Linked DNA regions of Homo sapiens: region 2 is linked to region 1. A link is an interaction called in ENCODE POLR2A ChIA-PET data of the cell type or tissue named here. Cell type or tissue: PC-9. All regions are shown on one strand. Each heading gives the region's core, and the rest is flanking DNA. Links, peaks and the distances in the headings are about the cores only. Region 1 overlaps ARHGAP40 (Rho GTPase activating protein 40). Region 2 overlaps PPP1R16B (protein phosphatase 1 regulatory subunit 16B).

Evidence for each region. Peaks named below come from ENCODE experiments on the same cell type or tissue, not always from the same donor. Only the 100,000 strongest peaks of a DNase experiment are listed, where the experiment ranks them.
Region 2: POLR2A ChIA-PET joins it to region 1 with 10 read pairs; 2 of 35 experiments call an interaction of 5 or more read pairs at or near these places.

Annotation. Positions count from the first base shown.
Region 1 is chr20:38,632,603-38,637,980 of GRCh38, reverse strand. ARHGAP40 (Rho GTPase activating protein 40) reads right to left here. Exons shown (of 15, transcript NM_001164431.3): 6 at 3,196-3,361; 7 at 182-273. Among named protein-coding and RNA genes, the nearest start is that of ARHGAP40, 33 kb to the right of the region's middle. In PC-9, for the core only: CTCF peaks have their summits at 3,960 and 4,165 (motif pointing left); a DNase peak (open chromatin) is centred at 2,070.
Region 2 is chr20:38,823,706-38,829,083 of GRCh38, reverse strand. The region is part of intron 1 of PPP1R16B (protein phosphatase 1 regulatory subunit 16B); the gene reads right to left. Among named protein-coding and RNA genes, the nearest start is that of PPP1R16B, 21 kb to the right of the region's middle. In PC-9, for the core only: no CTCF peak of the experiment used is centred there; DNase peaks (open chromatin) are centred at 993 and 2,803; H3K27ac peaks cover 1,598 bases.

The DNA of each region.
Region 1 (5,378 bases), core at 121-5,120:
AACAGCAAAAATCCACCCCAGGTCTCTGAGCCAGCAAGTGCCAGAGCCAGAATTTGAACCCAAGTCTGCCTGATTCTAAAGCACATCCTTTCACCCCTTTGCTGGATGTCTCCTGACAATGGTCCCCTGAGCCAGCCTCTGAAGGATTAAATAAACCCAAGCTGGGGTAGGGGCGACTTACGGCTTGAAGGACCAGCGGGACCTGTGTGCTGGGGAGGACTTTGTGGTCAGCTTCTAGCAGGCTGTCAAGGGGCACACCAAAGAGGCGAGTTTCTGCAGAAAGTCAAAGAGCAGAGGCACATTTCACTTCTTGGAATGATCACTGGGCTCCGACCTACAGGATCTCCTGGGCAACTAGAATCAGACCCCTTTTCCTGTGGAAGGACTGAGCTCTCTAGAGAATGGTTGGACCCAAACCGCTCCTCTTGAGCAGAACATTAGGCCTCAGCAGTAATGTTTTCATTAAAACATTACTGCTGAGGAGATATGTCTCAGAGCAGAAAATCTTAGCTGGTTAAAGAAGTATTGAAAGGGCCGGGTGCAGTGGCTCAAGCCTGTAATCCCAGCACTTTGGGAGGCTGAGACAGGCGGATCACCTGAGGTCAGGAGGTCGAGACTAGCCTGGCCAACATGGCGAAACCCTGTCTCTACTAAAAACACACAAAAAATTAGCTGAGTGTGGTAGCGGGTGTCTGTAACCCCAGCTACTCGGGAGGCTGAGGCAGGAGAATCGCTTGAATCCAGGAGGCAGAGGTTGCAGTGAGCCAAGATTGCACCATGGCACTCCAGCCTGGGTGACAAGAGCAAAGTTCTGTCTCACAGAAAAAAAAAAAAAAGTATTGAAAGGGAAGCACGCTGCTGCTCCAGAAGGCACCAGGTATAAAAATGTAACAGCAGTCCTGGATAGAGCTCTGGCTCTGCAGGATGGGCCAGGTCCTAGAGAATGTATTCCCTGGGTCAATCTTAACCACCCTGGCTTGAGGTCTTCTCAGGCAAACTCCTCCTTCCACATTTTCTCCACACCTTCCTTCTTTCTCCCTTCTCTGGCCTACCCCACCTCTGCTAGATTCCTCCCCCTGGTCTTTTTTTATTCACCATCCTCTTGTCTTTAAAGAAACAAACCAAAAAACCAAACCAAAACAAACCAAAAAATCACAATGCATAATGTTGACAATGCTGCAGTGAAATGAACACTTTCATACACTGCTGAAGGGCAATATTATCTCAGGAACTTAACTCATAAGTATAATCTAAAGTAAGCTAAGATGCATTCAAAAGCATATATACAGCAGTAATGATTGTGTCTTATAATAGGAAAGACATGGGCATCAAAAATGTCCACTAATAGGGAAATGGTTAAATATATTAGAATACATCCACGAGGAGGAAAATAGTGCAGTGATTAAAAATCATGTTTTCACCAGGCAAGGTGACTCATGCCTGTAACCCCAGCACTTTGGGAGGCTGAGGTGGGAAGATCATTTGAGCCCAGGAGTTCGAGACCGGTCTGGGCAACATAAAAATACTGCATCTCTACAAAAAATACAAAAATTAGCAGGGCATGATGGCACATACCTGCAGTCCAAGCTACTCAGGCGGCTGAGGTGAGAGGGTCACCTGAGCCTGGGGAGATTGAGGCTGCAGTGAGCTGTGATCATGCCACTGCACTCCAGCCTGGGCAAGAGAGAGAGACTTTCTCTCAAAAAAAAAAAAAAATAAATAAATAAAAATCATGTTTTCAAGGAATATTTAATAGTTGTGGTAAATGTCACTATTGTTCTAAATTCATTACCCCTCTTTGTATCCACACCCTCTGCCATGTGAATTTGCAAATCTTCCCATTAGGGAAGCACAGCGTACTTCCTCACCCCTTGCTAGGCCATGTGACTAGTTTGGACCAATGGCATGGTAACCTACAAGATGCAAGCAGAGGCTTAAAATGCGGTACAGTTTGCCCTCTGAGCTTCTGCTGTCACCATAAGAACATCCTCCAGACAGCCAGCTGGTCCCAGGAGGATGAGAGACCTGTGAGCAGACCTACACTCAGCCAACAACTTGGAGCTAAGCCTAGATCAGCCAAGCTACGCCCAGTTTACTCATAAACATGTGAGCAAGAGTAAAGAATTCTTAAGTCATGAGTTTGGGGGTTGTTTGTTATGTAGCATTATCATGACAACCACTAAATGATACAATAACTGGAAAATGTCCATAATTCTATTATATATAATGTTCTATAATATAGATCTATAACTATAATATATTCTATTATATATAATGGAATTATGAAACAGGGTCTCATAGTTCTATATATATAGAATGAGACAGAGTCTGTCTCTGTCACCCAGGCTGGAGTGCAGTGGCATGATCAAGGCTCACTGCAGCCTTCACCTCCCGGGCTCAAGTGATCCTCCCACTTCAGCCTCCCAGGTAGGTGGGACTAGAGGTGTGCACCAGCACGCCTGGCTACTTTTTTATTTTTTGTAGAGACAGGGTCTCACTATGTCACCCATGCTGGTCTCAAACTCCCAGGCTCAAGTGAGCCTCCCACCTCGGCCTCCCAAATTGTTGGCATTACAGGTGTGAGCCACTGCTCCCAAACCATAATTATATAATATTAGGTGAAAAAAGGATACACACATATACACACAAAGGAAGATAATACACTAAAAGTGCTTTTCTGAATTATATTTTTTCCTTTTTGTATTTTACTCTATTTCACAAATTTCCCACAATGAGCAGGAATTGTTTACATATGCAGAAAAAAAAATGTAAACAGAAGGAATATAGAAGCTGAGCATGCTGGCCAGGCGTGGTGGCTCACACCTGTAATCCCAGCACTTTGGGAGGCTGAGGCAGGCAGATCACGAGGTCAAGAGACCAAGACCATCCTGGCCAACATGGTGAAACCCCGTCTGTACTAAAAATACAAAAATTAGCTGGGCATGGTGGTGCGCACCTGTAGTCTCAGCTACTCGGGTGGCTGAGGCAAAAGAATTGCTTGAACCCGGGAGGCGGAGGTTGCAGTGAGCCGAGATCACATCACTGCACTCCAGCCTGGTGACAGAGCGAGACTCCGTCTCAAAAAAAAAAAAAAGAAAGAAAGACAAAGCTGAGCATCTCTTGCTGGGAGAGTCCGTGTTCAGCTCCCTATGAGGACTGTGGCCACAGGGCTTTCCCTGGGCTGGGGCTGCTCACCTGCCGCTTTCCACTTCCCCGCCTTGCTCCTCTTCAGGTCCAAGCCGAGGATGTCACAGAGCGCGGTCAGCTCTATGAGGGCCAGAGAAGGTACCTTCCTCATATCCTGCAGGGACAAGTCTCCTATCCTCGTCACGCCAAGTCTGCCTTTGGGGACGGTAAACTTCTATTAATAGAGAGGGAAGTAAAGACAATTTGTCAGGCTATGAGTCTGATGTGTATTTTGGGGCTCCCCCTTCTCCCCAGGGCATTTAGGCAGAAGGAAGAGCAGCGTGGATAAGAGCAAGCACTCAAGAGGAGTCCATCCTCAAGTCAAGTCCAAGCTCCACCTCTTGCAAACGGAGTGACATTCTGAGGCTCTGATTCTCCATCCATAATCATAAAATAGAGCCTACCTCAGAAGGTTTTTGCACGTTTGTTTGTTTTTTTCTTTGGAAACACGGTCTTGCTCTGTTGCCCAAGCTGGCGTACAGTGGCATGAACACTGCTGACTGCAGCCCCGACCTCCTGGGCTCAACTGATCCTCCTGCCTCAGCCTCCTGAGTAGCTGGGACTACAGGTGTGCACCTCGACACCTGGCTAATCTTTGTATGTTTTGTAGAGACAGGGTTTCTCTATGTTGCCCAGGCTGGTCTCAGACACCTGGGCTCAAGCAATTCTCCCACCTCAGCCTCCCAAAGTGCTGGAATTACAAGCATGAGCCACGGCAACGACCTCATAAAATTTTAGCGGGAGCAAATGACCTAATGGATATAGAGTGCTTGGTACAGTCCCAAGCACATAGCGAAGCCCCAAGAAACAGAAACTGTTTTCACTGCCTGCCCTTCCACAAGAGGACCTGGAGAAGAGGGATCACCCCATGGGCTTCTTATTATTGCTTCTACTCTGGTCCTTTGTTCCTCTGCCTCACCGGCTCTGTCCCCAGCCTTGGCCATGCCACCGGCAGAAATAAAGAATGCTCAACCGTGCCATCTAGAGGCCACCTTGGGAATCTGCAGGCAGCTCCAGGCTTTCCTGCCGCCCAAGGTCAGAGAAGGCAAGCGGGAGGGCCAGGCTTGCTCAGCACTGCCTGGAGGGCGTGGCTGGACCACTTCCCAGTGCCCCTTTCGAGTGCTCAAAGGGAAAGAAATAGTAATTGATGCTTATAATACAGCCTAGTGCTTGCGGCATGGGCTATGGAGTCACATCCCCCGGGGTTCAAATCCTGACTTTACCTGTGAGTGCACGCAAATAATTTTACCTGTGTGTTCATCTGCAAAGTGGAAGTGATAACAGTATCTACTTCACAAGACTGTTGGTGGGATTAAATTCAATAAAGTGTATGAAACATGGTGCCCGACACATAGTGAGTACTCAATACTTACTACTACTTTTTAGTTTATTAACACAGTTATCACTAACTTAATAGAATGAAATTAAATCAAATATGTGAAGTACTTGGCATAATGCTTAGTGTGTGGTAAAAGATCAATATGTGATGTCTTTAGCATTATTATTATTATTCAGAGGAGAGTCTTGCTCTGTCACCCAGGTTGCAGTGCAGGGGCACAATCACAGCTCACTGTAACCTTGAACTCGGCTCAAGTGATCCTCCTGCCCCAGCCTCCTGAGTAGCTAAGATTACGGGCACACACCACCACATCCAACTATTTTTTTTTTTTTTGAGACGGAGTCTCACTCTGCCACACAGGCTGGAGTGCAGTGGCGTGATCTCTGCTCACTACAATCTCTGTCTCCCAGGTTCAAGCAATTCTCCTGCCTCAGCCTCCCAAGTAGCTGGGATTATAGTTGTGTACCACCACACCCAGCTAACTTTTGTATTTTTAGTAGGGATGGGGTTTCACCATGTTGGCCCAGCTGGTCGCAAACTCCTGACCTCAAGTGATCTGCCTGCCTCGGCCTCCCAAAGTGCTGGGATTACAGGCATGAGCCACCATGCCTGGCCCACACCCAATTATTTAAAAAAAATTTTTGTAGAGATGGGGTCTTGCTATGTTGCCCAGGCTGGTCTCGAATTTCTGGCCTCAAGTGATCCTCCCACCTTGGCCTTCCAAAGTGCTGGCATTACAGGTGTGCGCCACCATGCCTGGCCCTTTAGCGTGATTAATTATTATCATCATTCATAATTTAATGGAGAAACACTGTCAAAGAAAAAGACAAGATAATGTTGAATATTAATTATC
Region 2 (5,378 bases), core at 138-5,137, 190 kb before region 1:
CAGTGCATATCTGGGGAAGCAGAGACTCAGCTCCAGAGGGCTGACCCTTTAAGGGAAAGGCAAGAAAGTATGGCAGGGTACACCCCCGCCTTCCCACAACACACTTCTTTGAATAATAGCATCGCCCAAAATATGGCAGGGGAGTAGGCAGGATGTACTACAGAACTCCTCACACTCTCCACCTTCAAAAAAGAAAGAAGACTATTACAAGAGTGTTATTTGGGGGAATAAATATACCTCTGGGAAAACTACAGAGGCACTGGTTTGGTGGTGATCTGTGTATTCCCACATTATTACTCAGTGCTGGGTCCTGATGGGCCAGAGCCTGTCAGCAGCGGCCTGAGCCCAGCACAGTGAGTGGTTGAGGCTAGGCACGTGTCCTGAGTTGGCCCAATCAGAAGCTCTCTCTTCTCACAATCTGTGAACTGGAAGCACAACACACAGTTGCTCCTGGAAGCCTTGTTGCCACCATCCCTGCAGGAAGCTGGCTTTTGGATGAAACCAATGCTTGGCGGTCACCAGAGGGAAACAGGGTCCTTTAAGTAAGGGGTCTCAGGACTTCAGTTATCCAAGCCAACAAAAGCCCCTTTATTATTTGAGCCAGTTGAATTGGATGTTGCCACCTGTGGCCAAAAGCACCTTAAGAGACAGCAATGATGTTTTTAGGGGTGCAGAAATAGGGACCCCAGAGGCAACTGCTGCTTGTAGCAAAATGAATGGCCTCTTGCTGAGGCATATTACCAAATACCTCCTCTTCCCCTTACAATGGTTATTTCTTGGCTCTTCAGGCCTGAGGTGAGGCCCAGCTTTGAGGAAGGGTAGGAAGGTCAAAGCCAGGTTTCCCTGCCCACTCAGCTGGGAGAAGCGGGCCCAGGCTTTGTGACTGCTTAATTCTGGGGGAGCAGTCGGTTGACACATTTTTGGACTCAAGCCTAGTGCCTCGAGAAAAACAACATGAAGGAAGGTGAATTCAAATTTAAGAGATTTTAAAATATGAGTCAGAAAGTGTTTCAAAGTTCACACTGTTAAAAGGAAATGTGAAGATTTGTTTTCATGTTCTTCAGCTATTCTTCTCTACACAATATTGGCAGCAGCCTGGAGGAAGGCGATGGGTCCTTTTCTCCTTGTGTTTCCTGTACCATTGAGCATGAGGGAAAGAAGAAAACAAAACAAACAGTGCTGGCTTTCCTACTCCTGGGATCTCACTCGGGACCTACTTTCTCTCCTAAAGGATGTACACCCCCGCCCTCCCACAACACACTTCTTTGAATAATAGCGTCATTTTTTTTTTCCAGCATAAAGATGCTTTAACTCATGAGCAAAGAGACTTCTGGGGCCCTTGGTGCTCCAAATACCTGAATTAGAAATCAATGTTGTCTCCCCTAATCTCATTCCCATGGGATTTTTGTGGACTGACTGTCCTACTCCTGCTAGGATGAACCTTCTAGACTTTGGGCATTGCCATCATAGACAGATCTCCTGGTTTTAAATCAGTCGTGAAACTCAGATCCCCACAGGTCAACTCCGTAACTCCAATTCTCCCAGCTGTGCTCCTTCATTCAGATCTCTGACTTGTCACTGTCCCCTGAAGCCCATTGACTATAACCCCATTTAGCAGGACTTTGTGTGTGTTGGGGAGGCTGAAGGTAGAGGAGGCAGGATTCAAAAACCACACATTTAACAAGAACAAAGAGTGATGAAACAACTCATGCATCTTGAGCTTTCCCAGGAGAAGAATCATGTCATCATGTCCAGCAGTGGAACAATAACAGACCTACTGACCTCTGTCTGAACTGGCTGGGCCATATTGGGAGCAGACCAGGTGTTAACAAAAGGCAACAAAAAAGGATCGGCTTTGTTCCAGGCCTCTGGAGGGCAGAGTGAGGCTTAGGCATGGTAATATGAAGAGTGGGATCCACAGCCTGGGCAACATAGCAAGACCCCGTCTCTACAAAAATAAATTAAAATTAGCCAGGTGTGGTGGCGTGTGCCTCTAGTCCCAGCTACTTGGGAGGCTGAGGTGGGAGGATCACTTGAGCCCAGGGGTTTGAGGCTGCAGTGAGCTATGATGACACCACTCCATTCCAGCCTGAGTGACAGGACAAGACCCTGTCTCTAAAAAATAAAAATAAATCATTTAAAAAATAAATACATGAATAATTTTTTAAAAAGAACAACTAGGATCAGCCTGGCATGAGGATAAACTGTCTAACAGTGATAATTCAACAAAGTCCAGCCATGGCATGATGCTGGAGTCCCCACTACCAGGAACTCCATGGCCTTTAGAGGTCTATGGTGGGTGGTAGACGGGAATGGCCCCATGAAGGCCCATGAGCCCCAATCCTGGCCTGCAGGGGCTGGCATCGTATTGGGACTAAGCACTCTATCATGCATATCTGCACCCAGCATTTGGTAACCACCAGGCTACACAACTTGCAAGGCCCATTTTAAGCAGGTGCTGATTGATGATTTGGATTGGTTCTGCCTGTCAGGGTGAAGCCGCTCTCTCAGGCTCAGCTCCAAGAAAACTTCAAAGGAGGCCACAGCTCAAACAGGTAAAGGAATACCCATGAACACACTGGTCTTCCATGCTGAGCTTCCCCTGCAAGAACTTGAACCCAGGGAAGCCCACACACTTTTGGGTAAGTACAGCAGTGTGGAGAAGGCCGTAGGGGACAGGAACAAGGGTGCCAAGGACAGGGGCACACACAAAGCTAACATGATGTCTACAAACGCATTAGTCAGTCACAGTCACGGTGCTAAACCAAACAGCCTGTCTTCTAAAGAAGCTTATGTAATAGCTAAGCTTGGGGAAACGGGAGTCAAATTACAAACAGTTTCTCCAGGCTTGAGGGAGTGTGGTCCACCCCCTCCCTTCACAGGGAGATAAAAACTCCCTTTGCAGCTGGAGGGATCATTTTCCAAAGGAGGCCACCTGTGGCTACCGAACACACTCCTGGGTTACACAGTTATTAAATTGGGGATGGCCCTTCACATCGGGTAGGCTGGGGGTGGCCTCTAATCCCTGCCTTTCTCTCCCAGCACAACACTCATGACCAAACTTTCCTCTCTTGTGCCACCACTTAGGTTGGTGGTGGCTACTTGGTGCACTGTGAGGAGAGGGATTACGAAGCCATGTGTGATAACAGGGAGAACGTGTGTTGTGATCAATTAGCAAAGCCTGCCATGGCTGAAGAGGTGGGAAGTGGCTGCATGCACACTGAGTACGCAATTCTGTTCTACATCATCCAGTAGTTGCCTTTGTATCCACTGATTAAAATCCTTGGCTGGGCATGGTACTTTATGCCTGTAATCCCAGCACTTTGGGAGGCCAAGGATCTAGGAAGTTATCAGGTATGAGTGGAAAGGCCCTTCAAATCCCAGAATATCATCCAAACAACAGCAACAACTCACTGTGGCATCCATGGTAGATAAGCATCAAGGAAATCTCAGGTTCACATAGGAATGTTTCCAATAACCCATCCTAGGGAGCAAAGGAAGAACTGTACTCCACCCTGATAAGGTGACTAGATCCAGACTCTAGGAACTCAAGCAGAGGAGGGCAGTCCCTATTTTACTCCATATGGACGTTAGCAAGTACTTGTTCTATTACAAATTGGTCTATCTGGTTTGTTAACCAAAATGTCCCCTTATCTCCCTGATCACTAATACAATGGATTTTCTGATATCTTCTTGCATTTTACCAGGAAGATCTTCTAAAGCACTTGCGGCTCTTTTACAGTTTTTTTCTAGTTCCTACTTCCCCCTCCCAAGGCTGGCCCTGGAATGTGGGGAGACAGCATGCTGTTGGTAATTGGATAGGGTCCATTCAGGAATGGAAAAGGACCAAGGCACTGTCGCCACTGACACCCTTCCTCATCCAGGTCTGGGGATCACTGTCTTGTCCATTTGAAGCATCTTGGGCTCCACACCATTACCAGCATAAGAGGAAGGGGAACACAATTTGCTGCCTTATAAGACCACTCTCTCCATTTCAGAAACCTCAAATATCCCTAACAAGCTATCTCCTCCCCTTTAGCCAGGGATATTCTTAGCCAGTTAGGAAGTAGTTGGTATAGAATTTTTTTTGGATACAGAGTCCCACTCTGTTGCCCAGGCTGGAGTGTGTTAGTATGATCTTGGCTCACTGCAACCTCTGCCTCCTGGGTTCAAGTGATTCTCCTGCTTCAGCCTCCCAGCTAATTTTTGTATTTGTAGCAGAGACAGGGTTTCACCATGTTGGCCAGGCTGGTCTTGAACTCCTGATTTCCAGTGATTCCATCCATCTTTGCCTCACAAAGTGCTGGGATTACAGGCGTGGCCGCCATGCCCAGCCTGGGATGGGAATTTTTAAAAACTTTTCATATAGTTTGTTCACTGAAGCTCAGAGAATAATTCCAAGGAAACAAGGACGATTAAAAGCATAGAATTGAACTTGAAGGAAAAAGTCCTACCCTGGGGGACAAAAGAATGAGAAGAGGAAGACAGAGGGCAACGCAGAGAGCAGATTCCAATTAAGTGCATAGCCAGTGTGGGATGGAACTGACATTTGAACCCAGGTCTGCCTAACTCCAAAGGCTACACCCATAAAAAGCAGAAGGAGAAGAAGGAACTGGGAAAATCTCTAAAGGAACCATAACCATCTTTAACAGATCTTTCTCATGAATTTCAAGAAGATTTCAGAAAATCCACAGTATTCGTGACCAGGGAGATGGGGACATTTTGGCCAAAAAACCAGAGAGACCAACTGGTAATAGAACAAATACTTGCTGAAGTCAGTATAGAGTAAAACATGCTTAATGAAACTAAAGGCTAACATTGCAGAACCTATAAACTAGATACATGAAATGAACCTAGAAACAAAGAATGCCAGGTAATCATGGCAGCTTCTGTGTCCAGCATACCTTCCACCTGCCAAGTTCTTTGCATGTAACCTTTCTGGGAATCACTGCACCAACTCTGCAATGTAGATATTGTTCCCATTTCAGAGAGGAGAAAACTGGGACTCGGAGAGGTTAGGGAACTCGTAACTAGGGCTGATGTTCCAGTTGTGTGTGGTTAGCATCTCTTCTGATTAGTCTGGCATCTGTTTTGATTGGTCAGTCTCTATGCCATTAGTTAAGTATTTTTAATATCCCCTCTCCTTAAAAATAAAAAAAAAAATGTCAGACAGGAAAGATGAGCCACGGAGGCATGACGGTAAGAGGAGTCCTTGAAGGAAAATAAATGAAATCTATGCAGAGTAAGGATATCTGATTAAAGTCATAACTTCCCTTACTGTTGGAGCTGTCATCACTTTTGGAGCCTTGGGCAGGAAATATATCTCATCCTAAATTTCATAAAATCTGCTTTCCAAACCCCTATAGGCTCAACCCCCT